Linked DNA regions of Mus musculus: all the other regions are linked to region 1. A link is a loop called in an ENCODE intact Hi-C map of the cell type or tissue named here. Cell type or tissue: heart. All regions are shown on one strand. Links, peaks and the distances in the headings refer to the core of each region. The heading gives the core; the rest is flanking DNA.

Region 1 (9,795 bases), core at 573-8,572:
CTCATATAAATAAATCTTTAAAAAAAAAAAAAGAGCTGGGGCCTGGTGAAAGGTCTTTAGGTCATTGGGGACATGTACGTATTGAGGAGGATCTTAGGACCCAGGTATGAAGAGAATTCCTGGCCCCACCCACTCCTGAGTGCTATACAGCAACTGCTCCAACTGAGCCTGAACTAGAACCTCCAAAGCTAAGAGCCAAAGTAAGCCTGCTGCCTGTTAGTTCCAGCAGTTCCTGAGGCTGACGCTGCCCTTTCGCTGAATGCCAGGCCGTGAGGAAGACTACGGAGAGTGAAGCTGTGCTTCGCCTCTCCTTCGTGAGCTACTGGACTACTGACCATCCTTGCACGTGCTTTACTTCTAGGAGCTGACGAGTTTCTTCTCTTACGGGGCCCGGACATATACAGCTCTAAGATACTAAATGGCAGGAGCTAAGTTATTCAGTGCCCACCATCTCACTCTCTGTTCCCACTCTGTGGCCAGTACGAGAAATGTGACCTCAAAACATTCAGCTTGGTTAAGGTGTCAGGCCAAGTTAGGGTACGTGTGAGGCTCCCAGGTCCTTCTGACCCCAGGGCAGGAGACCCTCAAGCCCTTCCACATCCATTCTTCCCTCTCCTGGGTGGCAGACAGGCTTCCCTGCCTGACAGGAAAGACTTCTGAAGACTTGACACCCTTTTCGCTTCGGCAGGTAGTGGAGTGCAAGTGTGAAACCCCGGCTCTTTTCTGGAAACTGGACAGTTTACTCCCCTTGAAAGAAACAGATTGGCTTTGCAGCAAAAACTGGAGGCAAAAGATGAAAGACACTTGCTGATCAGTCCAGAAAAAAACGCCTATGTACCAGGGACCTACTGATCATTTTGCTCAAGGGCAAATTCTAGCAAGTCACAAATGCAACCCTTCTCAAATTAGCTTTAAACTCAGCCGTGCCTTCCATTACTTTCTCCAGAAGAGGAAAAGCCTGCCCTAAGACCACAGTCCCATTTCCTGACTATGTCCTCATAATTTCTAAATACACAGCTTTATTTATTTTGTTCCTGTTTGCTGAAATCACTCTACAACTCTTAAATGCTCATATTTAAATAAACCTCGCTTCTTTCATCCTTATTATTCCTGTTGGGAATTTTTGGTGTATTCTAAAGTGTCTTGCTTCCTCCTCTAAATGAATTTTTTCAATAAATCCCTCATGCCCATACTTTATAGTTTTTATAAAAACTCTACAAATGTATGAAAATATACTTTAAGAGTCTTCCAAGTAAAATAATTCCTTGAACTCAACTCTTCGGTGGAATTCTGTGCTTGATGAACTTCAGTTCTGACCAATTTTTGTATAAGAAATGTGTTGTATGATTGACATAGGTGATCTTATTTCTATTCAACAATCTACTTACTACTATGAAAAGGAGGCCTGAAAAATCTTAAATAATTTGTCCAAGATCAACACAAGCATCAACGCCATGTCTGGGACAAACCATAAGGGCCTAGCAATTCTCAATGACATCGAAATCTCTAAATTAAGAAGTGTCTGATGGTCTCAACACATATTAATCCACCCCTGGGTTGAATCCTAGCTCTAATATAAAGCACTGAAGTACACTACTGAGTACCACACTTACTAAGAAAGAAACGGAGGGGAAGGGTGTGATGGAGAAGGGCAGGAGAGACTACTCCCCCAAAATATATTCATGAATTATGCGTGACTAGTCGGTCTGGGGACTCTCTGGGGAGCACAGGACGGAGGCATTGAGTGTCCTGCTCTACCCTGAATTCTGCAGACTGAATGCTGTTTCACTTTTCACTGTCAGCTGTGAGCTGTTTTCAAGTGTGAAATCGCCTAACAGAGGAAGCAAAGCTGTCATTTGACATCTGGGAGCGTGGAGATGCGGCTGCAGAGGAAAGTGTGTCGGTCCTCTTCAATTCATGCACACTCACCTATAAAACTCCAGGCTGATAACTAGTCAGTGAGAAAGACCAATGTAAATTTCAAGTTTTTAAAATTAAGGGTTCATAATGGGGTTGAAAGTCACAGTGTCAGAGACACAGGAAACAGGCGTGTGGGTGAGGGCATTAGCTTGATAACCAAGCTGGATCCGATTCTGTTCGCCTGAGCTAGCCTGTACACTGAATTTTCAATCAGTCTTTGTATGTCACATGGTTAAGAGTATAAGTTTTATTTCTAGCTGCCTTTGATGGTAAAAGATACTGCTATGAAAACATTAACTACAGTCCCTGACATTGTATTTTATTTTTCTATAACACTAAAAATGTTGTAGCAAAATTTATTCTATGCTACTAAGTGGAGAAATATTTCAAATCCTTGGGTCAAAAACTTGGTGAAGCTCTGGTTTCTATAGCATTGGAAATAAAATTCAAATTACCACGAGCATGTGCTCAAGAGAAAAGTGAGCGGCACCCTGGCTTCTGATCACTACCTGTCCTAGTGCATCCAGGAGCTCCTGAGGGTGTGCCCGAGAGAGGACAGTGCTGCAGACCTACTCAGTGCTGCATACCCTCTGCCTACCTGGCCCACTGCGGCCCTGCTTTCCTCTTTCTCCCCGCCATTCTGTTTGTATGCAGTATGAAAGGAAGCCGTTTGCCATGAGTGAGGTTTATTTAATAAAAACCTTGCTAGATAATCCAAAGATACGAAACGAACCCGAAAAGTCCAACTTTGAGAAGAGGGCTAAGTCTGCTCTGTAAATTCGTATTCTCAAGATCCTCTTGATAGAGCCGCAGCTGTAGCCATTTAAGGGCCGGCTTTTTCACAGGCACAGACAGACAGAGCTCCATGGGTTTTGTCTTTGTATCGCTGGATCTCTTTGCTTTAACATAAAAGGCGATTTTTTTTTTCAAGTTCTTAGTTTTTTTTGCAGGAACTTGTGAGCCTTCGTAGACATGGCTGGAGGTCTGTGGCTTTAAATCCAAGATCACAAAGTTGGCAGAAGCAATTCTTAAACAACAGAAGGTGATCATTTGCATTTCAAAATTTATCTATCTTGCTTTTCCCCTCAATTAGACCCAAACATGTTGATTCCCAGGTTTCTGTGAGTGTTTTCTGGTCTAAACTTATTTATAGAACAGAATAATAGCCCCCCTGCTAGTCTGGCGTTTGCTCAAGTTTCTGTCCATGTAAATCGAATCTGTTACTGGAAATTTTTCTCAAAATATCAAGGCACATCATCCACAAGATAAAAGGATGCGGTGATAGTATAAAGTACAGGCAGGTGGGTGATGGTTTTTGAACAAACAGCTGATAAGGATCCCGGGAGGGAGGAGGGCAGGGGCAGGCCACACTGGATAAACAGAGGGCAGAGCTCCCCTCAGCACCCTCTGGACTTTCCTTTCTAACCAGGCAGCAGAGCTTTGGCTTTAGTGACTATCTCAGCGGGACTCAGGTCAGAGTTAGGGGGAGGGCCGAATGTGGGAGAGAGAAATTGCTGCCAGGGACTCTCTTTACCTTCTGCTGTGGTCACTGTGCACTGGAATGCTGGCCCATTGCCACTGCTCTCGGCCACTGACAAGGGAGACTACCTACTCACAGGAGAGCCTTTTGGTTTTTAGGGATGTGCTGCAGCTTGAGGCTCCAACCCCTCTAGGATTCCGAGGTGCAGGCTCTGCCTCTATAGGTTTGAGGTCCTGTTAACAAGAAGGAGGCATCTACTTTTCTGGGTTTCTCCTTGTCGCTAAAGTTGATCTGCCCAAGGGTTGGAGGAACAACCCCCGTGGCTCATGCACAGAGCAGTTAAGCAGCTGGAAGGTGCAATTCTTTCATACAAACAATCACAACAAAGCCTCTCTTTAGACTACAGTTTGGCTGGATTTTTTTTCCCCCAAACACTATGAAGGACAACCTGGAAGGGGACTGCAGAAATCGAAGAATCCATTAATGGTATACTGCCACCTGCTGGTCAAATGTGAGGAATGGCATTCCTGGAGCCTGGACTTGGAAACTGGTGAACATGGAAAACTGTTACTTGGAATTAATTGTTAACCTGGAACAGTACACTTGGAAACTGATAAACTCAGTGAGTGAAACTGAGGGTTTGTGTGGGATAGTTTTATTCCATCATGTCAAAAGGCTCATATGCTAAAGGAGAACCGGCCTGTGAGTGCTCAGATGGCAAACAGCCCCACAGCCACTGCTTCGGAGAGAAGCATGCACGCACGACACTCAGCTCTAATCTCCGTGGCACACTGGGCCCCACTTCAGGACAGAACACACTTTACTCACAGGCTCTCCTCCCAGGTCTAAGGTGGACTCTAAAACCTCCAAATTCACTGTAATTAGCAAATATAGCCATGCTAGCTGGAACCTAACATGTGAGTTCTTAACCACGTTAGAAAGTGGCACCAGTGAACACAAGAGCAAACAGTCTCACTACAACGTTTCCGTTATTCATTAACTACATAACAGCATCGGTTCACAAGTGCTTGTTTGGGGGAAAGTTGGGGAATTTGCATTGGGTTGAAAACCTGCCTTTCCTCAGCCCAGCAACTCTCACCAAGGTAAGGTTCCCTAAAAACAATAAAGCCTTTTATTCCTAATTATCATCGTTTCCTGTGGAGCCGAGCTAAGCAAGGTGAGCAGCACAGCAGTGAGCCAGCACCAACGAAAGCCCATGTGGGCACCCAGTGACCCAGTGGAGCCCACCCACTCCCTCGGCCTGAGACCCCTGGCAGCCAGTGGGCGAGGGATGAGTGAACTCTGCGCCTTTCTGAGACTTAGTGCTCAGAAAAACTGGGCAAGCTGTGGGGTAAACAGCACCCCATCTGCACTGACAAGAGGGCAACACAAACTCAACGGATATGCTTAACTATGGATGCCAACAGAGGCCTGGACGGCCACAGACATACATCTGTGATGTTAAAAACAAAAAGCAGACCCATATCTTAATAAAATTTCAAGTCCACCCATGTGGAGAGGCTCAGGGGACACAAGGCCTTCCTTAAGACACTTCAAAGAACACAATGAGTTTCCAGAGATATATAAATGCTTTTACCAAGAGCACACCCATACACACCATCTTAGATTCCATACAGTTCAATCCCCTACTTTTCTTCGTTAGGGCTGAAGGGGTGAGCAGACCCGACGAGTGTGTGAGCCACTAGTGAAAGGCACAACTGGCAGAGAGAAGCAAGAGCCACCTTTCAAGTGAAGCATTTGAGGAGAGTGCTCTAACCTGGGGCACAGTACATTCTCGCTACGGCATCGCTGTCGCAGGAATCTTCAACCTCACTCCACCTGCTAAAATACGTTAGCTGAATGTGTCCTAAAAACAAAACGACAGGAGAAATCAAAACATTTTTCTCTTCCATTTTCTGCAGAAGCGAACTGTAATTACTCCTTTTGTAGCTAAAAACAGTATCATTAAGAATAATGGCATCATTAAGTACTAGAAGCTATTACTGGGGGTGAATTTGCCGCACTGATAATGAAGCTCTAGACAGGAAATGAAGATACTAATTACAAGATAAAACGCCTACTCAGTTAATTGGAAGCAACAGCGAATAAAAAGAAATGCATTTGTGAAAGTTCCTGACCTCCATCATTCAATAAGATGTTGTTTGGGTTCAGATCTCGGCACACAATCCCCTCTCTGTGCAAGGCGTCAAGGGCTACCACCATTTCCGCTGCCCATCTCTGAATGCAGCCCTCTGGGATGAAGAACCTGGAGCTAGCTGCTAGTCGTTTATCCAGGTCCTCAAAGATCTGATGGATTTCCTTGTCTGCTTCCCCGGCTCCCACACCTCGCTCCTGGGCCTCCGAGTCTCTCTGGAACAGAGAGTTCGCTTCTTCTTTAGTCGGTTCTGTGAACAGCAACACCTCCTCCGACGTGGCAGTGTCGGCGTATGCACTGTGTTCTTTATTAGCACCTGAGCAGGGACTAGAAATGTGGAACAGGCTTTCTTGCAAGGCCTGTGCAGTGACCACTACCTCCACCTGCCCCAGCCTGTCAGACTCGGAACGCAAGCTGGAAAACAGAAACTGGTCTGGGGAGCTCCTGTGATCAACGGCAGCCTCGAATAGCACCCCGGGATCTGCCTGAGCATCGTGCTCTGGGATCACACCTCCGGGACAGAATTCAGTGGGATCGCTCAGTTCCTCTGGGCCTTCTGGTCCCAGACCATGGCACTGTTCAGAACTCAGCCTGAGGCACAACACATCCGGGGCTTCCAGCAGTTTACTATCCAGCCTGCCTGCACTGGCCTGTGAAAACTTAGGGTCCATTGCTGAAGCCTCTTTGGTTGGCTGCAGTTCCCCAGGTAAATTCACAAGAAGGTCAGGCCTTCCCTCCTCAGCCCCACTGATAGCCTCTGCAGCCGCCTCTTTAAATGAGATAACTGGGACGGAATCATCTGAGCCCCGGCTCACGGAGTCCTGAGCTTCACTCTCTCTCTTGCTCTCACCAGGATCAAGACTCTGAGAAGGGCTGTCTCCATCTTCAAGGGTAAAGAGGGCTTTCAAAGGCTCTGGTTTCAGACTGTGTAATTTCTCACCAAAATCCAGTCCCAGGAGCTCACTTGTGCTGTCTTTACTGTCTATTCTGAAGAATTCCATAGGGCTGTTTTTTGACCTACTGAGGGATTCAGATGTTGGAGGAGAAGAAACCGCCTCTAGATCCTCACCTCCAGAGAAGACCCTGAGGTGGGTGCTAGGGCTCACACTGCCAGTGGCGAGGGATGCTGGGGAACTAACCGCCTGGGTGTCAGCCTTGTCCCCTTCAGGCTGCATAACAGACTCCTCGCTCAGAGACACCAGGTCCATCTTTTCTTGCCCATACTCGTTGCACAGCGTCAGGTAGCCCGCTGTGCACTCATCCTCTGAACTGGAGCCCGAATCCAGCCACTTGGGAGAGCTGGGCTGGCCGTCGTCTTCCTGGTTGCTGTCGTCTTGAGAACTCGGGGTGAGACTGGTCTTCAGAGGCAGAGCCTTCAGCATGCTCCCCGTGTCGCTCCCTCTGGACTCGAAGCTGCTGCCGCCCTGGGGACTGGCACTTGGCTGCTGCAGGCACACTCGAGGAGGCATGGACGGTCTCCCTTCCTTAATGTCCAAGCTTTCCTGAGAGCTTCTGTTCAGAAATTTACTGATATACGACCAGAGTTTTCCACCTGTGAACAACAGTGACAAGAAATTAAGATGTCTCCCTTGGTAGTTACCTGAGCCACTAAAGGAAATGAAGCACTATGATAACTAGCCACAAAATAAGTCAATAAAAGTCATTAATATCAAAGACCCAGTATGTAGTACATGCAACAAAGTGTGATGGTCTTCTGTGGACTTCAGTAAGTGTCCAATGCAGTGTTGATTATTTTAAACATTATGACCTATTTCTTCCTGTTAAGGGCAATTCCTTGTAATCCCCACACCGCTAGATCTTTAAGTAAAACATTGCTTAGTCTTCTGCTTAAGTCATAACTAGTCCAGCAGAGATATGGTGCTGCTTAACGCTGTACACTGCAGTAGGAAGTACTGCACCAGTCCACTCTGAAAATGCCCAGTGCAGACCTGGGGACCAGTGGGCGACCTGGAAGCTGGTGCCTTCAACAATGTTGACAATGTTAACTTTTTCTCCCATCTTCTGCCTCTGGAACACGGCACATACTTAGTATGAACAAATATGACTACTGGGGAAGATTAACTGAGCAGCTATTAATAAGATGAGTCACCAAGGAAAGAACAGCCCATGTTCTGACACAGACCCAGAACCTACCTGTGCCATCAAATGAACATGAAATATCCCAGCACAGTGTCCACAATGCTGGCCACAACAGTGCTTCCGTTTACTATAGATTAGAGAGATGTTCTAACTAGAATCTACATATTTTTTAAAAAATCACAGAAACCATATGGGTTAGAAATTTAATTATTAAAAACCATATCAATGCCGGGGCCTAGCAAACACAGAAGTGGATGCTCACAGTCAGCTATTGAATGGATCACAGGGCCCCCAAAGGAGGAGCTAGAGAAAGCACCCAAGGAACTAAAGGGAACTGCAACCCTATAGGTGGAACAACAATATGAACTAACCAGTACCCCGGAGCTCTTGACTCTAGCTGCACATGTATCAAAAGATGGCCTAGTCGGCCATCACTGCAAAGAGAGGCCCATTGGACTTGCAAACTTTATATGCCCCAGTACAGGGGAACGCCAGGGCCAAAAAGGGGGAGTGGGTGGGTAGGGGAGTGGGGGAGTGAGTATGGGGGACTTTTGGGATAGCATTGGAAATGTAAATGAGGAAAATACCTAATTAAAAATAAATAAAGTAAGCCAGCAAAAAAAAAATATATATATATATATCAAATGCATTCTCCATGACAACAGAGACTGTTCCCAAAATTGGAAAATGAAAGATGTGTTAAGGGCAAGTGAGATGGCTCGACAGGTAAAGACGCTTACTGCTGAGTCTGATGACTTAAGTTCAATTCCAGAGACCCACATGAGCAGGAGAGAATCAACTTCTGCAGACTGTGCTCTGACCTCTGGGCACATGCTGTGATGTGCATGTCCACACACACACACACACACACACACACACACACACACACACACACACACGTCTCCCTACTTAGATGAGGAGGGTGAGTTTTCAGATCAGTTTTCATTTGCTACTGGGTGTTGTATACCAAGGCAGCTAGACTGAAATGTGTAACCATTAGCAGCCAGCCACAGGTATAAAGCCATCAAAGGCACCCAAGAAGCACCTGCTTCACAACTCACTCCAAGAAAGTCAGTATTCGGCTTATCCTGCTCTCAGCACCAGGAGCAGTAGGGTCAGTGTCAGTGTCAGAGCCTTGCACCTCTCCCTCTCCCTCTCTCTCGGCCCTTCATGTCTCCTTTTGCCCTCTTTAGAGTTATGTTCAGGGCTTCAGACTTCCCCCACAAATGTACTAACATTTAAGGATGCGCCACTGGCTTAGCTGAGATTGCCACAATCTTTTGACAACAGTAACCACTGTGTGAAGCTGTGAAGGTGAAGCCTGGATTTCACTGGAGATCCCAAAATGTTGGAGATGCCAGAGCTGTGGGGTATAGGCCAAGGAGAGCGCTAACAGGGATCGGAACCAGCCCAAGACAGAGAAGTATGCTGTAGTTAACAAAGCTGAAAGACCGTTCTGAAGAGCCCTTTGACTTCAGACATGGAGATGCAGAGTGTGGAATTTGCCCAGCTGGTTTTCAGTCTTGCTTTGGTCCAGTGTTTCCTCACAGTGCTCCCGTCCCTCCCTCTTGGAATGGTAATGTACAATCATGCCGTCGTATGTGAGAAGTATGTGTGTACAGCAATGCCGTTGTATGTGAGAAGTATGTTATCTGGGGTTTTGGGGTTTGTTTGTTTGTTTGTTTGTTTGTTTGTTTTGTTTTATTTTGTTTTTTATTTTGATTTTACAGGGAGCTACAGTTAAGAGATTGTCCTAAGTCCCAAAAGAGACTTTGGACTAACGATTTTGAGCTTCTGATAGTCTATGGGGACTTTTGAAGTAGGACTGAATGCATTTTTACATTATGATATGGCTACAGGCCTGTGGGGGCCAGGGAGTAGCATGTGGTGATTTGAATAAGAATGTCCTCCCTATAGGGTCAAATATTTGAATGCTTAGTCATAAGGTAGTGGAACTGTTTGAGAAGGATCAGGAGGTGTGACCATGTTGGAAAAAGTGCATCATTTAGAGAGACAGAGACAGAGAGACAGAGAGAGAGAGAGAGAGAGAGAGAGAGACACTGAGACTGTCTGTCTGTCTGTCTCTCCATCTTTCTTCCTCTCTCCCTCCCCCCTCCCTGCCTGACACCTGTGGATCAGG
Region 2 (9,795 bases), core at 1,427-9,426, 630 kb before region 1:
TTGCACGGATTGGTCCGCAGCCTACACACACGCTCTGAAACCTTTGTACAATAGACAGCATGAAGCAGCAGATGCCACTGCTGGGGAGGGGGAGCAGGAGAGCAACTCAAGACGTGAGCACTTCAGATTTAACTGCTCCAAAAGAGTCCTCCTGAAACCCACACCCTGTCTCACAAAGAAGATCCATGCAGAGGGTACTTTTGACTTCATGTTTTTGTTAAATAACAAAAACAAAAAGAAAAAAACAAAAAGCCAAACAAAACAGTTTTTCAGTAAAGAATTTTTCAAAGAAACAGCAATACGAAGTAAAGTGGTGCAGGGCTCAACTTTAATAAAGAACTTATTTTGGGGAGGGGGTGTGTAACTTTTACTACATCTATCTGGAGCCCAGATTCTAGACAAAGAAGTGTTTCATTATGGTAATTATCCAGATAGTTCAGAGAAATCTTTTATGAGGCATGGGGAGTGTAAGGCTGGCATGACTTCCTACCAGAGTTACTCAGCTATCTGTCCAGGTTGATAAAATTATTTGAAGAAATAACTTGATTTTATTTCTTTTTAAGGGGGGAGGGTTCTAATGATTTAAGCTAGTCATGTAGTTTTGAGTGACAGCATCAACAATAGTTTAAGTCATTTTGAAAACCAGCCTGAATTCAACAGGGGGAAATCAGAAGCTTTGATTTGTACATGTGCACACACACACACACACACACACACACATGCAGACACACCTGCACACACACACACACATACATGCAGACACACCTGCACACACACACACACACACACACACACACACACATGCAGACATACAGAGTCACTAGCTGTCCCTTCCTTGCGTTTCTGCTAAGTAGCAACTTCTGACTTAGAGATATTTCTGCATGTTACAAGGTGAAGAAAGCCTCTGACATTTTTGAAGAACCTACTTGGCACAAGTTAATACTTTAACAAGTTGTGATCTTATTGGCAAAAAATTAAATTTCCTTTTACAAGAAGAGGTTTTTAAACCATAACCATTTCACTTGGTCGTCCTCATCTTATCTAAAATTCCATTCATTTTTAACTTGAAAAATGAACAGAGAATATTTTTTGAGATCTGCCCAACATATTGATTTCCACTCATTTCAAAGTTGTAATTCATCAAATTGGGCAAATAAAAGAGTGTGAGAAATAATCTTAAAAAAACACACTCACACTTTTTTTCTTTTGGCAGGAAGACCAAAATGATCAGAATTGTCTTTTGAAGCTTGGGGTGAACTAGGCAATCATACTGAAGAAATTCTTTGTATGTATTTATACAAACACTGCATTTTAAATATATAACAACACATCACCATGCGTACTGTTTTCATAGTATAACATTGACAACATTTGATAATTTCCTTTAAAATTCTAAGTAGCAAAACTTATATTGATAGCACTGATAGTATGTAGCCTAAACCATACTTGAAATGATACAAGCGATCTGTGGAGAGAGATGTTAAGAGTTGAGTAAATAAGAAGGGTCTGGTAACTTACAAAGTGAGTCAGTTTTAGGCTTGGAGGTTGCACAACCTGCTTGCAAAGGAACCAAGCTAGCCATGAACACATGGAAAACAATGATACATGCTGCATATGCAAGGTTTTGTCCTCACAAGGTAATGACTAAAATGAGTAGATTTCTCCAGAACAGGCACATAAAATATCAGTAAGTGCCAAGCATGGCTAATGCCTATTAAAAATAAGGTATATGAAGATAGTCATAGGTAACATTTTAATTATTAAAATCTTCAAAAGCATACAAAGAAAGTTATAGAAGGGGGTGACTAATGTTTAAGTTAAAAGACTAAGTGACATGTATCTTTCATTTTCATGGAAACAAAGACAAATAACCCCAAATAACAAAACTAACCAACAGGAATGTTTATCATCTGGCCTATTCCCATACAACTCAAACAGGAGACACGGCCTCAGAAGGTTAAGTTTTAAGAACCTAGACAGACTTACATAGAAATCCCAACATCTCTCCTGCACAAAAGCAGACTTTCTTCTTTCTCACTGCAAGCAGCCTGTTTCATTCTGAAAACACTCAGAAGTTCTTGCAAGAAACTCTTCATAGAACTGGCTGCCCAGATCTTCCATCAAATAGCAAAAGCCCAGCTCCCTCTCACAGACTTAGATTCTCCCTCTCCATCAAAGTCCTATCTAGGACACCTGGCACATGTCTGATACAATGGCAGGCACGGTTCACTTTATGAGAGTATTTAACACAGGGTTTGAAAGAGTTTAGGCACACACTTATTCTTTTGGGGCAGGGAGAGAAAAAAAACACTACAAAGACAAGCTTTAATAGCCTTCACAGTTGTGAACTGGCTTTGGTATTTTAGGCAGTTACAAACTACTCATTGCTGTGCAACACACACACACACACACACACACACACACACACACACACACACACACACACACACACACACACGAGATTCCCCCCAACCCCCCTTCTAAGCACCGACTTGCCAGAGAGGCATAAACTGGAGGGAAGCAAAGAGAAAGTCAACTCCTTCCACCTGCTGCCCTGAAGTGGGGGTTGGGGGTGGGGTTGCTTTTGGCAGGCTGGCAGACAGAAGCCTGAGATATGACCTCAGCAGTCACCTGCCAACATCCTTAAGACAAATACACAAATACAAACTACCCCCCCCCAAAAAAAACCCTCTCACGGCAGGGGCTCAGACACAACAGCCAAGAGCCTGATTCCCATTAGCCTGACAATCCCGTTAAGGAGAACCACCATAAATTCACAAACCCCTTCGTCCCAGAAGCCTGGAGTCTGGAGCTGTACAGAAAGACAGACCCCAGGAAACTTGCACCTGTCTTTCTTGACACAACACACCTGTCCAGCCCTGTCCATGTGCGTTCTGTTAACAGACTTTTGCCTGACTGGTTTAGGAGAGGAAATGATTTTTTTTTTTTTTTTTTAACAGAGGGGCATGGGAAGGGGGTGGTAAAAAAGCAGGCAGAACTCGGAAAGGGAGAACAAGAGGGAGACTCTGAGAGAGGAGGCCACCCTGGGCTTGTTCTGTTTTCATTAGCTTAAGGAGACAACACAGATCTTCTAGGAAAAATAGAAGCAAGCAGGTGCGGTTCCAGCCTTCCCCGAGGCAGAGAAGGGCTCTGGGCTGCCAAGAACAGCGTTTCGCGCTCCAACCAGCAACCTTGGGCTACTTAAGACTGTCTCTCAGCCCCTCCTTCGGCTTCTGCTCTGAGCCGCCAGGAAGACTCAACTTCCCAAGAAGCTAGGCAGGGGTGGGAGAGTCTGAGTGTGGCTCGCTGCTCTCCCCCGGCCCCCATCGCTCTCTGCATAGGCGCTCAGTTTAGCAGGACTAACCGGCTGGCGCAGCAAAGGCAACGACAACTTGCTCAGCTGGACTTTGGGTGAGGTCTACCGCCCCCCTCCCCGTCTCTTCCCCTTGTCTGTTCAGGCAAGATAGCAGCTCTCCCCCTTCCTCCCGCCCTCCTCGTCCTTCTTCTCAGCAACAATCACTCTCACCTCTCCACTCTGCTGGGCTCTTCTCCTCCCTCCCCAGTCCTAGGAACTGGGGCAGCAGAGTAGCGGCACTCAGCGAGGCCAGGGCGCAGCTGCCCACCACCCAAGCGTGCCAGTAATGGCTGGGAGCTTCTTCTCGTCTATGGGCGGCCCAAGCACAACCCGACCCCGGGCCGGCCCTCTTCGGTGCGGCGTCCAGGTCGCCCCACTAGCGACCCCTGAGGCTCTCGGGCAAACTCCCCCTACTCAGTGCTTCCCAGCGCGGCGCAAGCAGACTGGGTGGACTGGCACCGCGCTCGCTCCTCCGTACCGGACCGTCCCCCAACTCGTCTCTCCTCTGTTGCAGAGCTGGGTGCAAGCTCCCGGCGCTGAGCACACAGAGGAAAGTCACCGGGCGCCCCCTCCTCCCCGCCCTCTTCCCCACGGCCGGCCCTCTGCCCCGGGTTAAAAAAGGAGAAGTGAAAGGTATGCAAACAGCAAGCAAATAGGGAAAGCCGGGAAGAAAGGCAGCTAGAATAAACAAGACAAAGGGAGAAGGACTCGGGGACAGGCCCTGGAGTTTCAACTCCCGGAGAAGAAAAAGAAGAAGCTGGGAAGATTGCAAGAAAAAAAAAATCTAGAAGAACAACAACCAAAAGGGACTCATCCCCCTCGCGGCCCCCTCCCCTGAAAAGAGTGCAAGAAAAATAAAGAAATAAAAATAATACAAAATAAAAGAAAGCCAGAGCCTCAGCGCATCCCAGACACAGTACACAAAAGGTGACAAGATCAGCGACAAGTCCAGCAACACCAGCCTCCCCCCATCGCCACCATCATCCCAGTCACCGGCAGGCGCGAGAAAGAAATAAAAGCCAAGCAGGTCACTTACTCTTCGTTTACTGGGAGGAGCGGAGCTCGGAGTTCCACTGAGCCTCCTGCTTAGAAAACTGTTTTTAGAGGCTATTTGATCACGATTCATGTAAATAACACCATTTTCCCCCTTGGAAAAAGAATGTTTACACGGGTGTGAGTAACGGGAGGCTCTTCTCTCTCTTTCCCATTCAAGAACGAGCCAGTGCGAGCGATTCTGGAAAAGGGGAGGGGACAGCAACCGGGTGAAGATACTTACGCGGTGCGGGCAGCAGCGGGGCGCAGCCACTCTCTCTCTTTCTCTCTCTCTTTCTTTTCACTCTCTCTCTCTCTCCCCCTCTCTTCTTCTCTTGCGGGCAGAGAAGAAACCCACGCGCGCACGCGGTGATGTCTTACTGGTGATAATTGGCCCAGGGGTCGGTGAGTCTGTGCGGGAGCGAGTGATCTGGGCGAGTGCTGAGAGGCGAGGGGAGAAAGGAGGGAGGGGAGGGGAGAGGCGCGCAGGGCAGAGCCGGGAGCCCGGGGAAAGAAGGGGAGAGAGAGCGGAGAAGGCGGCGAGGGCTGGAGCGCGGAGCGGTGGCCCGAGGAGCAGCGGGCACGGCGGAGAGGCTTGTGTGCGCCGCGCGGCTTCCCCGGCTGCAGTGGCCGTCGCTTTCCCAGCGCTCTCTCAGCTGAGGGCTCCGCTCCACAACAAGATTTACTTTAAGACACAGCTGAAGGAAACAGGAAGACTGCACGTCACAGTCCCACTGACGTACCCGGTCCCAGCACCCAATCGCGAGGCGCCTTCGGATTCAAGGGGGGATAGCGAGGCAAGAGAACTTGTGAGGAAAAAAATATACATATATATAAAAGGGGTGGGGGTGAGGGGCTGGGGAGAGAGGAGGAGAGGGGGGCCCAGCGCTCCCCCGCCCGGGCCACCAGCCCCGGCCCCCACCCCGCCCTGCCACTGCTTGGGGCGCCTGGATCGCCGCGCCCCGGCCGCCGCGAGCCATCTGCGGGCGTTGTGCACCGCGGCGCCCGGCTCACACTTGCTCTTCCAGGACGCAGGTCTTTTTTTTTTTTTTTTTTTTTTTTCCATTTCACTGACACAGATGATGGAGTTCTCCCAGCGGCCGGGAGCACTCCCCAGACTGGGATGGAGGAAGGCTCGGAAAAGTATACAGGATAAAAAAAAGTGGATATTTTAAGGGTCGGGGTGGCATAAAGGGCGGAATGTTGTGGGGGGGGGGCACAACTCGTTCTGCTTTGGAAATGATCATAGATAGTATCAATAGGACCAGTCACCCTAGTTTCCTTTTAAAGAGGATGAGCAAACACAGGTAGGCTTAGGTTTTAAAAAATAAATAAGTGCCAGAGATTTCACACTGGGGCCGCTAAGTCTGATATTAAAAACCTCTACCCGCACTGGCTGAGTCCCAGTCAATCAGACCTCAGAATTTATAGGAATTCGCCCCCGATTACCTTTAAAAGTATTATTTCAATTGTAGGCATAGTGACCACATATGCTATAAACATCGTTTCTGGCCACCCTTCTCCAGTTCGCACATCCCTACATGGCCAAAGAAACTAGTTCGATATAGGATTCACATGATTTCGAAGTCTGAATGACAAACTTAAAAGTTTATTGGGCAAGACATCTCAGACTCTAATACTTAAAGCCACATAAAACACACGTTGGTTTGACATCTTGGGTGAAAATTAGCAGCAAGGTTTCTTCAGATAACGTGGCTCTTAAAGAGGGCCTTGGCTTTCCTTGACAAATGCTGAAGAGCCTCCAGCCTCAGCTTGAATGGTCCTCTCCCTGGGCACAGTTAACAGCAGCGCTTACTAAAGAGGCAGTGTGGACATAAACACTCCATAAACCCCGAGCCTCAAGAGCTGAGAAGCACTTTAAATGTTCATACCTAGGAGATTAGAGACTTTTACAAAAGGTGCTGTGGGGACAAGAATTTTTTCTGAGTCCCTCCAATTCAATCAGATCAAAGGTTGAAACGTGTTGTGACAGGGTATTTATAAGATGCGAGTACACCAGCAGACCCGCCGCCATCGTCTGCCGCGCACACTCTAGGACCTTCTCCGATTTATCAGAATGGGAGAGGATATTAATCCCCTGTGAGTCGAACAACGGTGTCAGTGTGTATGTCTGAAGTGTGTGCCCTGTGGGAAACTTTTGGCAGGCACGGAATTCAAATATTGAAAAGGACAGGGGGGGGGAGGGAGAGAGAGAGAGAGAGAGAGAGAGAGAGAGAGAGAGAGAGAGAGAGAGAGAGAGGTAGGTGGGTGTGCAGGAAAAAAAGCTCACCTAAGCACACCTATCCGTCTTCCCACCTCCTTGACTGCCTGAAGACTTTCCCGAGCTCAAGTCGGGAAACAGCATTGCCCAGCGCTTGCTCAGTACACTACCCGCACCTCCAATGATGGACTCCTGTCGTAAATCGGGGCCAGGGAGTGAAATTACCCACTCACGTGCCCGTTAGATGGGGGTGAAATATGGGTTGGACACCTTTGAGGTAAACGGATGTACTGAAAAGGGTGGAATTTGGGATTCGAGAATTTTTTCGACCCTTTATTTTTTCTCTTGAAGAATCTGTTTGCGCTTGTAAGTTAGCGTCAGTTCGACGGCTAAAAGGGAGGATACAGAGGAAGGAAGAAAGGAGGTTGGAGGGGGAGAAAAGAGGCAAGGGTGGACGGAGAGATTCCACTCTGTTGTAGTTTGTTGTAGTTGCACTTAGCGTTCGGACGCACGCTTTGCACATGACACGATTGGGATCTGGCGGCGGGAAAAGTTTCCTGCGTGCCCTCAAATAAGTCATTTATCAATCTCGCAGAGGGACAAAATAGGCCTGACATAAAGCTGGGGTAACCACCAGACAGACAAGCAAACTCCCCACCGACAGCCTGCGCCTCTGAGGCTCAGCTGCAGCAGTTCGCAGCCCGCAGTAGGGCACAGGAGCTGCGCGTGGAAAGCCGAGCGCTGGCCATGCTGGGCGTGTGAGCTGGGGTGGCGACCTGGGGTTCTGAAAGGTTTAGCCGAGCCCTGTCTTGCCCCCTAACTGTCCAGGCCACGCGTGAGCCAAGCTCCCGGCGTGCTGTCTGGCCAGGGCTTAAGCGGAGCTCCCCTGGGTTCCAAGCCGCACTAGAGCAGTCGCGGTCGTGAGGCCCAGGGCCCCTATCTCTGCCGACTCGCGGTTTGTTTTCTGATAGAGAAAAAGCTATCAGTCAGCCTGGAGACCAGAGGTGTCCTAAATACCGGCTACATCTGCGAAGTCAGGGGCCAAGCTCCTTGCAAACCATTCTTTTGCCCATCCTGGCCAGCACCATCCTAGACACTTAAAGTGAGCACAAGTTCTGATTCGTCTTGGGATGAGCCGCGCTCTTGCAGGTTGTACTAGTGGCTTATCTGAAGAGTGATTAAAGTGTTGTTAGCGAAAAGCAGTTGTGCATCCGGGCTGAACACACTTTGCCTTGACTTTTTCCTCCTGTTTCTTCTTAAAAACCCTTAGGGGCCAGGAAGGGAAAGCATTGCTTTATAGGTCATCTGAAACCTTACAAACAGCAGGCACCAGTGCCTAAAAGATGTTGGGGGCGGGGGGGGGGGGGGTCAAGCGGATCCAATGAAGAGGCAAACCGAGAGCGGGATGCTGGAGAGCCTTGGAGGCCTCCTGCCTGCCCACCCACCCACCACCACCCACCTGAGGAGGGGACGAGAGGGAGGTCGCTGTAGCAGCGGGAGCAGACCAGCCTGCTGCACGTCGCCTAGAGGCGGGCTGACGGCTGGCCTCTTCCTCTCCTCCCCTGTTCCCAGCATGACGCCTAACCCAACCTGGATTTGTTCTGAGTGGCGGGGGAGAAAGTGAAATGCCACCAGATCAGTGGCAAGTAGCAGCTGTGGCAGCTCTCTCTTGGGGACGCCACTGCACAGAAGCCTCGAGTGATGTTTGTTTAACCAACAGCTTTCAAAGTAAACACCAGCGAGTCCCTCCAAAGAAGTTGGGAGCCATGAGGACTGTCAGAAAAACTGATTTAAAATAATAATAATAATAATAATAATAATAATAATAATAATAATGATAAAGCTTTCTCCCCACCAGAACAAAAAGAGCACCCACCCACACACATTTTACCATAAAATGGCACAGGATCGCCACACTCGTAAACATTCATAGGAAAGACTTAACACGCAACAAGGTGACCTCAAAGAAAAACACAACCCCACGGGAATGAAGGGTTACTGGTGACCGAGGGAGTGTGTGTCATAGGACAGCTTGATGCGGGGAAGTGGACAGAAACGAACAAAGGGCCAGGGGAGGGTATTCCCTGCCCTAGAAGAATAAGGAGTAGGCTGGAAGCTATTCTCCGCCAGCCCTGGCTTTGCCTCAGGCACCGAACTTTCCAATATCAAGATATTAACAGATGGTGCGGAGCGCAGGGAGGGCTCTTACTTACATAACCCAGCCACTGCACCGGGCTGCGATGCGAGAGGCACTCGCCAGGCCTTCGGTGGGGCTGCTCAGACTCCCTGAGATTGCTTGTTCATCTGCAACCCCTCCCAGGCTTTGAGGGCCAGGGTGCAGAGAGTCTGTGATTTCGGTTTTGTTTCTTTCTTTCTTTCTTTTTAAACACACACACACACACACACACACACACACACACACACACACACACACACACACACAGAGTTATCTTATCTTCTTCAGTCCACAACAGGGAAACTGGAAGAGCGCTTTGGTCAGAGATAAGCGGTGGGACTCCTGCGGAGACAAACAGGGTGCTCTTCCCCGTACTTGGAGGTGTCACAGAGTGGAATGTTCCCTCTCTCACACACACACCAACACACTCGCCGCCACCACCAGTGGGTGTGATCAGCCAGTCTTGCTGTCAGCGAAGTACAAAAGGCAGGCTCCGGCCGCAGGGGCGCGGGAGTGGGGTGGGTGAGAGTGCTCGTGTCAGCAGACTCCACGGCACGCGGGGCACAGTGGGCAAAATCACGCCAAGCCTCTGGGCACCGCCACTCTTTCCAGCCTGGCAGGGTTGTAATGCTCTACGAGAGTGGCCGCGTGGCCTTCTGTTGTCTTCATGCCCAAGGCCACCTCTCTCCGAGTCGGAGCCCCCTCGGTGCTGGCTTTCCAAAGCCTGCGAGGAACACTCCCGCTGTACTGGAAAAACTATGGGAAGGGCTGGAAGGCGGGGAGTGTGTTCGGCGGGCGCCAGGCGCGAGCGGGGCTCCCACGCGGTGCCCCCTGTCCTCACTCCTGCCTGGCCTTCTCCGTTGGTTCGCAGCATCCAGGCCGGGGGGGATAGATGCTGTGGCTTGTTCGCCGCCGAGCGTGCAGGGATCCGGGCCACCTGCCCGCTGCCTGGCCTGCCCCCACCCGTGTCCTGCGGCCCTCGCCTCCTTCCTTAGCAGCCATAAGCTGCCT
Region 3 (9,795 bases), core at 995-8,994, 910 kb before region 1:
TATCCAGAGGGCCTGGGCTAGACCAAGTGTAAGGCACCCCAGGATGACATGACCAGAGGGTAGTCCACAGCGAGTCACCCTCAGCTTCTGCAGCCACTGGCCTCCCAGGGCACAAGGGCACTTGAGAAGCAGACCTGACTAACTGCTTGGACGCCCGGCCTTAAGCCCCAAACGTACCTTCTTCAGGGCCTTCTCGCCGGCCGCTTTGTTTTCCAGACCCATGTACAGTCTTCCCAGCTTCAGCCACATGGAAGCCACGTTGAGGGAGTACACGGGGTAGTGCTTACTGGGAAGGGAGAGATGGCAGGTCACCAAGTCAGAGTCTGCCGGGCTCTCCCCAAAGCCCACCCGGTGCCGGGTAGAGTGTGAGGTGGGCTAGTGTGCACTATCAGAGGCACTGTGAATGCCCCGCCACCGTTTCCTTTTGGATGAGGCTGCATCAAAACTGATGGGGAAATCTTACCGTGAAGCACGCATCAACACAACTTCAGCCCTAACCCAGACTCGTCTGTTTCAGCTGTCCTCAGACCAAGGCGCCAGGGAAATGTCAGAGCAAATGTTGCTTCCACACAGACGGCAAAAAGGCCTCCTCCCTCCCACTAGGCAGACAGGACACACACGTCACACGCATGTGCACACTCACATATATCTGAGGAACCCAACTGTCTGCTAAACCCTGAGCCCTCTGATTTCTTGGTCTAACTGTCTGTCTGTCTTGCTCTCGCTCTCACTCTGCTCTGCTGCCTAGCAGAACTGTGCGTCCAGTTCAGGTTTTCTCTCTGGTTTAAACTGAGGTCTGCCTGATGGAGTCTGCTCAAGAGCGACCCATTTTCCTGGGAACAGAGCCCAGAGCCCAGGATACAGCTGTTGTGGGTGAGTGAGTGTGCAAATGTGGAAAATGTGCATCCTCCAGGCCAGTGTGCTCTATTCTGTCTATGTTGACACTCTGTCCCAAAGACTGAAGACAGAATTCCCAGGCAGGAGGAGGCGTGCTGCCTACAGGAAGCCTTGGGTCGTGTAGCGCCGACCACCGTCCCCACAAATCTGAGGCCTGGGATGCTGTCTGCCTGGGTCCCTCTCTGAGAGGAAGGTTTGAGGCAGGGGAAAGGTCAGAGGTCTCCAACTTGGTTCATTCCAGGAGCAAGTTTGAACACCTGGCGTCCTCTTTGGCTCCCCCTGCTGGCTCTCCAGAGCACAGTGGGTAAACAGATGGCAGAGATCAGGGGATGTGGGGGCCGACCTCACTGCAAGTTTCCAGTCCTCTTGGACTCACCATGATCACCAGACATGTTCTGGGGGAGGGGACTTCCAGCCTAATGCTCACACTGCTCCATAGCTCATCCCCCTAGTGTGCAGGCCTTGGGGAGCTCTGCAGTGAGGGGTCTCAGCCTCGGAGTGGCTGGCCACACACAATGACAGTGCTGTGCATTCCTACCTCCCACATTAACGTCTGGTGACCCGCTAGGATGGACCATTTCTCTGGCTCAGTCATTATTTCTACAAATGGGAATCTCATCTTGTTTTATTTGACTGAGCCAAACCGTGAGTCCTAGAGGCTGGTGAAATGCAGCTGGGATTGCAGTGTGCGGAGGCAGCAGGCAGTGTGTGGGAGGAGGTTGGGAAGGAGGCTGTGGTACGCCCCCGCCCTCTGCCTCCACTCACCAGGTCAAAAGTGTCACTTAACACAGAAGAGGCAGGTGGGCACAGATGTGAACGACTGACTGACTTTCTAACCCTGGCCTGAGGGGACTTCTGTGGGTAGCCTGTGACACTCTGCCTCAGGAGGGAGCTCCCTGGCAGGACAGAGGAGGCCAGCTCGGTGGGGAGAAGCCCGGACCTGCATGCAGATGTGCTCACCCCGAGCAAGCCACCCAGTTCCGCCCGGCGCTCACCTGTACGGCTTAATGATCTTCTGCCCGTATTTCAGGGCTCCCTCCCAGTCCTGCATGTACAGGCAGACGCCCATGGCCTGGTACATCATGTGCAGCATGTACACATTGCTGTCCTCAAACACGGAGCTCATCTTCTCCTGGCTAAGCTCGCAGATCTCCAGCAGCTCACTAGGGGGTGCTGAAGCGTCAAGGAAACAGGCAGCATCCCAGGTGGGGCGGGGCATCCCAGGCAGGGGCGGGGCATCCCAGGCAGGGGCGGGGCATCCCAGGCAGGGGCAGGCTGGGCCATCTCCTCCCCTCCACCCACCCTCCCCTCCCTCCTGGGTAAAGTATTGATGGGGAAAATGAAGTCAAGGGAATCGAAATTCCCTTGAAGAAACAAACTAGGGAAACACAAAGAGAGGCCTTCTTGGCCCTGCGGACGGACCAACGGCGAGGATGGAGTCCTTCATCTTCGCTAAATTCAAATCCTCATCCAGGCTGGGGGCCTGAGCAACCCAGTACCTCACGTGAGGAAGCTGTGCTGGCACAGAAACTTTTTCCAAGTGCAGAGAGCAACCCTAGCCCAGGCTCCCAAGAGGTTTCTTGCATTAGGAAGCAATGTGCCTCAAGGGCCTCAGGGTGCAGGCTGCCACTCTGGCTGTTCAGGAGGCCAAGGAGTTAGGAACTCAAGTTCAAAGCCTGCCTGGGTCGTGGAAGGTGTCCACTATCAGCCTGGACCATGCCTTGAAAACATGACATGTTTCAAAATAAAACCGGAAGGCTTCAGGCAACACCTGAGTTACTGCTCAGCCTATCATCCTCCTGCGTGTTCTCAACGAGCCACTGGGTAAAAAAGAAAAGAAAAGAGGGGTGGGGGGAGGGGTTGAGACACAGCTCAGCGGCGACGCACGTGCTGAGCATGTGCAAGGCCTTAGGTTCAATCCCTAATAATGAGAGAAGACAGAAAGAAAGATGGGGGTGGGGGAAGCAGGGCAAGGAAACAAAAGCTTCATCTTCTGCCCTCTGGGATGCAAATCCTAAGAACACAGTACGGTGGAAGAACACGGATTCTGCTGACCAAACCCTAGTCCTGCCACCACCAAGCGTCCCTGAGACGGGGCCGTGTATCTAAGGAACTCTTTCCTCGTGGGCTTGGTAGCAATGGCCACTAGTCAGTGTGCCGTGGATGGGGGGCTGAGGTGAGCAACGTTCTTAGCACGGTGCCTACCTGTACTAAAACATCAACAACATAGCTCCTCTGAAGGTAGCCTTCCCCCATGTGGCACTCCTGGCCACTTCAGTCTAGTGAGGACAGTCGCTCCTGGCAGAGCCAACACCCTGCTGTGGGCCATCTGTCTTCCCACGAGCACACAGGAGACCATCTTCCTTTCAAAACTTTACTCCTCCCCTCTCCTCTCTCTTCCCAGCGTCCCACCACACCCCGTCAGTGAGACACGGTGCTGTGCCCCTGGCAGGCCACACAGAAAGGTTATATTTGTAGTGTTTGGCCCTCCGGAACTCCTCGATGACATTGCGTGCGTATCTGACCATGTCTCGGATGGCTTCTGCCTGTGGCGGGCTGCTGAGCTTTCGGACTTCCACCTTGGCTTTGTCCTGAGGGGGAATCCACAGTGTGAGACGTCCCCCCCCGTGGGGTGGGGGAGCTGCTCAAATCATCCCTGTATCCCCACAGATGCAGGGGTTCTGGGTCTAGGGGGAACTCCACACTGTCCCCCTTTTTATAAAAACATAAGGTGAGTTTCTGACCAGTCTTCCCTAGGCAGGGTCCCAACTGTGTTTTCTGTGGGTCCATGTCTGTCAGTCAGGACAGACCAGTGAGCAGGGCTGGCCCTGAAAACCGACAGTGTGTGCCGTGTAGAACCTGGTGACAGGTTCAAAAAGCCTGAGCCCGACTCCCAGATGCCTTTCCCCTCCCATCTCTTTGGGAAGCACTTTATGAGCACATGTGTGTACATGTGCATGTGTGTGCCTGCCTGAGTGGAGGCCAGAGGTCAGCTTGCGGTGTCATTCCTCAGGTGCCATCTACCTTGGTTTTGCACACATGCATGAGTGTCAGGGGCATGCCTTGGCAAAACCAAGCAGGGCAGAGGAGGAGAACATGTGCGCTGTTCTCTCACTCACCTGTCACTGAACCTGAAGCTACACTGGTAACCAGTAAACCCCAGACCCCAACAATCTTCTCTCTACACCCACTACATACGCACGCACTCCAGCACTGTGGTTACAGGGACACAGAGTGACATGTGCCCTTTTATATGAGCACTGGAGAGATGCACCCCGCCCCAGCAATCTCCTCACCCCCACCTTGCTTTTTGAGACACACTATCTCAGTGGCCTGGACCCCATAAGCAGGCTCCTATGGCCTCCCCGAGCCCCTCCCTGCCACAGTGCTGGGACTGTGAGTTTACTTCGTCTTATCTGTCTTTTTGGCTGTGGAGACTGAACTCAGGCTCCTGCAGAGACAGCACTTTGCTGAGGCCATCTTCACAGCCCAGGTGACTTTCTGAGAAACGGGAACCCAGCAGGTCTCCCACTGGCACAGCAGGGCCTTGTCTATTTGGCTTCCCTCCGCCTGACTTTGTCACACCACACCGGTTAAAAGGATTGACATACCCGCTGTGTGGGGAGACAGGTCAGGGGAGGCTGGGGAGGGCTCGGAGCAGGGACCCTCTTCTGTCCCATCAGTGAACTGACCTTATCCTTGGTTGTACACTCCCGGCACTCACAGGTAAAGAAATAGGAGTCTCTTAGCCGGTCGTTCCTGTCTTCTGTTGGATATAGCAGGTCGATGTAGCTGGTGAACACCTGGGGGGTGAGAGCCAGAGGTCTGCAATAGGGAACGGCTTTGCCAACCTCTGAAGGATGAGAGAGGCAACAGGCCCAGCAGAGCCACCACTGAGGGTCAGTCACAATGACGGTCACATGGCTCACTCTGGCTGAGAGGCTGTGGAGCTCATCTCCTTGAGGTGACCAGAAGGTCTATATGCTAAGTCCCTACACTGGCAACTAAGAGCAAGAAGGACCCTTCACCTTTCCTCACCAAGGATCAGGCCAAGGCTGGGCATGCGCAGGGGAGAACAGGGCCTCAGACACCCTGATCTGCTCACCCTTCCTCCTGACATCACATGGTTGAGCAAGGGCTGGAGGGTGGGACAGCTCTGAGTGGCTCCGGGGCCGTGCGGCACACACGGCTTCCAGGATGCACAGCAGCAGCTGTGACCCTGCTGGCCATTGGACACAGAAGCAGTCACTCTGGGTCCCTTTGTTCTCTTGGCTTTGCCTTTTACAGAAAGGTCTGGAAGGAAGACCTGCAGCACCAGCCCTTCTGGGTATGCACAACATTTTGACAATGCAGTATGATGCCTTTATGTATATAGCTCATACTTGAGAAGCATACAATCGGGTTTTTTTTTAAAAAAAATTACAAAGACTTCATAATATTTTAAATGCATTTATGAGTTTGTGTTAGAGGGACTTCATAGCTCTCCTTGGACACATGTGGCAGTATCCATCATCTATTCATGGGGGCAGCGATGCCTGCATCCCACACAACCAGGCAGTGTCTGAAAGTCACCAGCGTGGCAGGATCCATGGGCCTGCCAGGCAGTCGGGGACATCAGTACAGGGCTAGGTGCTGTGGTAGTAAGTGACTCCTGACTCAAGAAGCAAGCCTGGGGCATATGTTGGCTCCATCTAATGCCAGGAACCTAGAGGGCAAATAACCCAGGAAGTACCGACTTCCCCAAACTGAAGTTACGTGAACAATCGTGAGCAATCCGTGTCAGCCAAGAAAGAGAAGCACCAGCCAACCCTTCCCTGCAGCACAGGGATCCTTCGACAGGTACACAGTGCAACCAACAAGAGCCTCCAGAAGATGGCGACAAAGGCCACCCCAGCTGCACCACTCAAGGCTCAAACAGCCTGTCCAGGTCATTAGCCTCTCTGGGTAGTCTACCAGCCCTGCCATTTCAGTCTCAGTTTAAAAGAGGCCTCAAGGTCATCTCCACAGACCCGGTCAGGACCCTCAACATCCTGGCTCCACACTGGATCCCCACCTCATGCTGGATTTAGAGATGGGATGGAAGGAGGCTTGAATGTCAGCTGTGAACTGCTAAAAAACCTTCCAGAGAAATCAAAGCTTGCGTCACATAGCACTGGGAATTCTACTTAAAGTTTTAAGTATTCAGACACGTCCTTCAAAACAGCATTGCAGGTTCAAAACTTAACCCAGAAAGCATAGCCACACACAGCAACAGACAGAGAAGTGGTTCAGGGAACAGGTGGTAAAGAATGTGGCTCTCTCTACCTCCCCTACATCAGGGAAGGAAGCTGATGGAGCCTCCTGCCTGACAGTGCCTCTGCTTCCTCATCTGGGCAGGGAATGGGAAGACAGGCCTCGTGGACTGTGCCTCTTTAGCTCCTGCCAGGCTGTTTGTTACAGTGCGGTGGTGGTTGACACTGACTGGCCGTGACACCGACTGTCAGCTGGACAGGCCTGTATCACAGAGCGAGACCATTCCCAGACTTGCTGCTTCTGTTGGGCATTTTATCACCACAACGAAAACAGTAACGAAGCAGGCAGCAATGTTTCAGAGCTTTGTGGGGTGTTATGGGACAGGAAGGAACTCACTAGCCGATTGTCTGATAACAGGGATACCCAGAGTGTAAAAGCTGAGATGAGAACTTCACTGCAGGAGGCTAGAGAGAGAGCGCCGAAGTTAAGAGCATTTGTTCTTGCAGAGGTCCCCAGTTTAATTCCCAGCACCCACCTGGTGCTGTAACCCCAGAGGTGTGCATATACACGCATGCAAAGTAAAACAATGAATTTGAAAAAAAAAGAATTTAATTCAAATGTATTTCTTGCTTCTATCTGGCCAAAGGAAATGACAAGCACCCATGTATCTGGCAAGGAACATCAAGCCAGGTCCCAAATCTGGGAGGTAACCCAGGAAGGGTCCCAAAACCAGACAGTTTAGCTGTACTCTCACCTCGTCTCCTGGGTGGATCTCCTGTACAGCTCTGACTTCTGCCAGGGTCCCTTTGTAGGTCACAATGACATTCGGGCAGCAGCTGTGATTCATCAATGCAACACTGCCAATCAAAAGTGAAAACTCAAGTTGCCTGAATGCCGTGGGCTGGCTGTTGAAGTGACTTACTGCTTACCCGTTTGATGAGTAAGAGGAGCTGAGCCTGTGTAAGACGGTTAAACGTCTACAGACAGCCAGCTCAGACTGTCCGGCGAGCATGTTCACCGAGCATTTAGAATAATACCTAGCCTTTTCGTTTTGTTTTGTTTTTTTAAGACAGGGTCACCAGTAGCCCTGACTGGTCTAAGAATTCACTATAGATTCACTCCAAAACCTTGAAGGCTTGATCCTCCAATGTGTCACCACACCCAATTTATGCGGTTCTGGGGCCCAGACCCAGGGGTCTATACATGGTAGGTGAGCGTTTTACCCTAGCGAGCCACATCCTCAGCTCCAATGGCTGGCATGGCACTCTTTTCACTATACTCAAATGCGAAATCTGATCTCTAGCTATAAACGAATAACAACTATCCGAAGTATTCCGTCTGGACAGACAGACTCACAGACAATGCTCCCACGTACACACAGATGCAAGACAAAGGGGCTGTCCTTTTGTCTAAGTGGATCATTTCTCAAACGTTCCCTTCAGATGTTGAGAAATGGCATCTGCTTGGGGGAGGATGGGCTGTGATCCTCCCACCCCCTAGGGCCCCAGAGGCCCCTCAACCTCCAAATCTGGGAAATTGGGACATGGCCGCTCCTGCTGCTGTCTGCTTTTTAGGGACAGTGACAGGAGAGACTCGCCTAGGTGAGATGCTTTGAGCTTTCTGATTATTTCAAGGTCAAAGTTCTGAGAACAGAAATTTCTCAACTACAGGGGAAAGTGCTTGATCTCACAGATGCTGCCTTTGAAATCACGCATTGATGTGGTTCCAGTCCCAAAGGATTTTTCCCCAATTAAAAATGCCCAGAAACCTGGGCTTATGCTCTCGTGGGCACGCCTGTCCGTGTCACCACTGGGAGGACTGGCACTGCCTGGCCCATGAGAGACTAGAACCCTTCTCTTACTTACCCCAGGATTCAAAACAAAAAACAAAACAACAACAACAACAAAAAAACCCAAATGGGTCTCAGGACCACTGAAGGTTTCTGCCCCATTGTGGTGTGTCTCGGAGAGAAGCGACCGTCCTCTATCCTGCCTGCTAGAGAGCTGAGCAGAGCGGGCGATGAGCTTCACACCTGGCACGAACGGGTAGCCGGCTCCTGTTCTTATTCTTGTGGGGGGACGTCTCTACCTGATACTACAGCCTACTTAGGTTCCCACAGGGACGCTTAGGGCATCAGGTGCCGGGATGTCTGCTCGGCAAAGCTCCCAAAGGCGCAGGTTAAAAGCAACGAATAACAGGTTTCTAGAACCTTCTTGGAAAAGTGCTAGGCTGTCTCTCTAAACAGAGGTGGTGGGGATGGCAGTAAAACAAACAGGCAGGCAGCTCAGGATCCACAGTTGTCATTTTTGGCTGCCATGGGACATGGTGAGGTCTCTAATTCAGACATCCTCAGACATTCATAAACAGCCCACAGTGCAGAATTCAATGGCTGCCTGGGCTGTCTTCGCAGAGCCCATGCCTGTCCTTTTCTCTGTTCTCTTCCCAAAAGTCTATGAGAATCTCTGCCAAGAGACCTCACCTTGGCCTAAGGGCCAACACCGCTACCTTTTCTCTCTCTGGAGAAAGCTGCCCAAGCCAAGATCTGCTCACTCAGGTCCCCTTCTCCTGACTTCCCTGATGCCTGCAGCCCAGCAGCAGACACAAACACCCAGCACTAGCACATGGAATGGCACGTGAGGAGCAGCAGGCATCCCCAGGGGTCTTCAACAGAACCCCAAACACTCCCACCCTCTGCATCGTGGAATGACGGTGTGGATCTGTTCAGGGTGCACAAAGGTTTCCCTGGCTGCTCCTGTGAAATAGGGACCAACTGTTCTGGAATTCCCACATGATCTAGCTGGTCTTTCAGGAATTACCCAGATATTCCAGAAATCAGGAGGGGGAAATGGCCGATAATGCTTTGAAAACTTTCTCTAGTTTACTATCTCCACCTAGCCTCCCTCTAAACGATGCCACTCTCCACTGGTATTTTCCAAAACAGGTAGATGGGCAGGAGTTCATACATTCTCTACCTAAACCACGGTTAGTCCTTGCATGTGCAATTAATGTCTCGCTTTGAGCGTAAGAAACAAGATCGCCAGACCCACAGCCCAGCAGAGAGCACACTTCCCAGCAAGCCACAGGCTTCTCCACACCGATACTTCTTCACAACAGCTCTGGGGCTGGCGGGATGTCTCCGCCACCGCTCTGCTAACTGCCACCTCCGGATCCTTAAGTGTAGGGGAAATATTTTGAAATCTGACAGATTAAAAAGCTGTCTTAATTCACTTGGAGTTTCATGTCTGCCACACACAGTCAGGTGGGTTATGTAAAAAAAAAAAAATCAAATTAGTGTTAAATAAGTACAAAGGGGAAGAAATGAAGTCAGACTCAACCTACTCAGGGAATATCGCCGATCCCAAATGGGAGAGCTCTTCATCTTCAATAGTGAAGCCATTACAGTTCACCTGCAGCGAAACGGGGGGGTGGGGGTGGGTGGGTAGGGTGGCGAGGGGAGGAGGGAGAGAGAAACTTCCAGTCACAGATCCCCCTCCCCCAATCATCAAAGGCAGGCATGCAGGTGTTCCTGTGGCCAAGGCATCCTTTGTCCAAATAAAATTCACCTCACATCTTAGTGTATCAACAAAGAGAAGCAGACATGCTGGGTCAAAGCTCCTCTCCATGCGCTCTGGGCGCTCCTCAGAGTTAGACTGGCCTGGGCACACT

Evidence for each region. Hi-C counts contacts between places; a loop is a spot of excess contacts. Peaks named below come from ENCODE experiments on the same cell type or tissue, not always from the same donor. Only the 100,000 strongest peaks of a DNase experiment are listed, where the experiment ranks them.
Region 2: a loop joins it to region 1, with 2.8 times the contacts of the local background. A loop is called at or near these places in 4 of 42 quality-filtered maps.
Region 3: a loop joins it to region 1, with 14 times the contacts of the local background. A loop is called at or near these places in 10 of 42 quality-filtered maps.

Annotation. Positions count from the first base shown.
Region 1 is chr1:190,793,475-190,803,269 of GRCm38, forward strand. It overlaps Rps6kc1 (ribosomal protein S6 kinase polypeptide 1), which reads right to left. Exons shown (of 15, transcript NM_178775.4): 11 at 5,539-7,107; 12 at 5,178-5,267. Among named protein-coding and RNA genes, the nearest start is that of Gm51740, 22 kb to the right of the region's middle. In heart, for the core only: a CTCF peak has its summit at 3,903 (motif pointing left); no DNase peak of the experiment used is centred there; H3K27ac peaks cover 914 bases.
Region 2 is chr1:190,165,637-190,175,431 of GRCm38, forward strand. Prox1 (prospero homeobox 1) reads right to left here and starts at 5,191. Exons shown (of 5, transcript NM_008937.3): 1 at 4,632-5,191. Prox1os (prospero homeobox 1, opposite strand) reads left to right here and starts at 4,660. Exons shown (of 2, transcript NR_151620.1): 1 at 4,660-4,792. In heart, for the core only: no CTCF peak of the experiment used is centred there; DNase peaks (open chromatin) are centred at 3,355, 3,765, 5,105 and 9,265; H3K4me3 peaks cover 7,301 bases; H3K27ac peaks cover 7,100 bases.
Region 3 is chr1:189,881,932-189,891,726 of GRCm38, forward strand. Smyd2 (SET and MYND domain containing 2) reads right to left here. Exons shown (of 12, transcript NM_026796.2): 6 at 9,469-9,536; 7 at 6,884-6,986; 8 at 4,590-4,700; 9 at 3,368-3,488; 10 at 1,893-2,067; 11 at 178-286. Among named protein-coding and RNA genes, the nearest start is that of Smyd2, 35 kb to the right of the region's middle. In heart, for the core only: CTCF peaks have their summits at 1,181 (motif pointing left), 2,043 (motif pointing right) and 5,773 (motif pointing right); DNase peaks (open chromatin) are centred at 1,210, 1,800, 2,000 and 5,830; H3K27ac peaks cover 4,485 bases.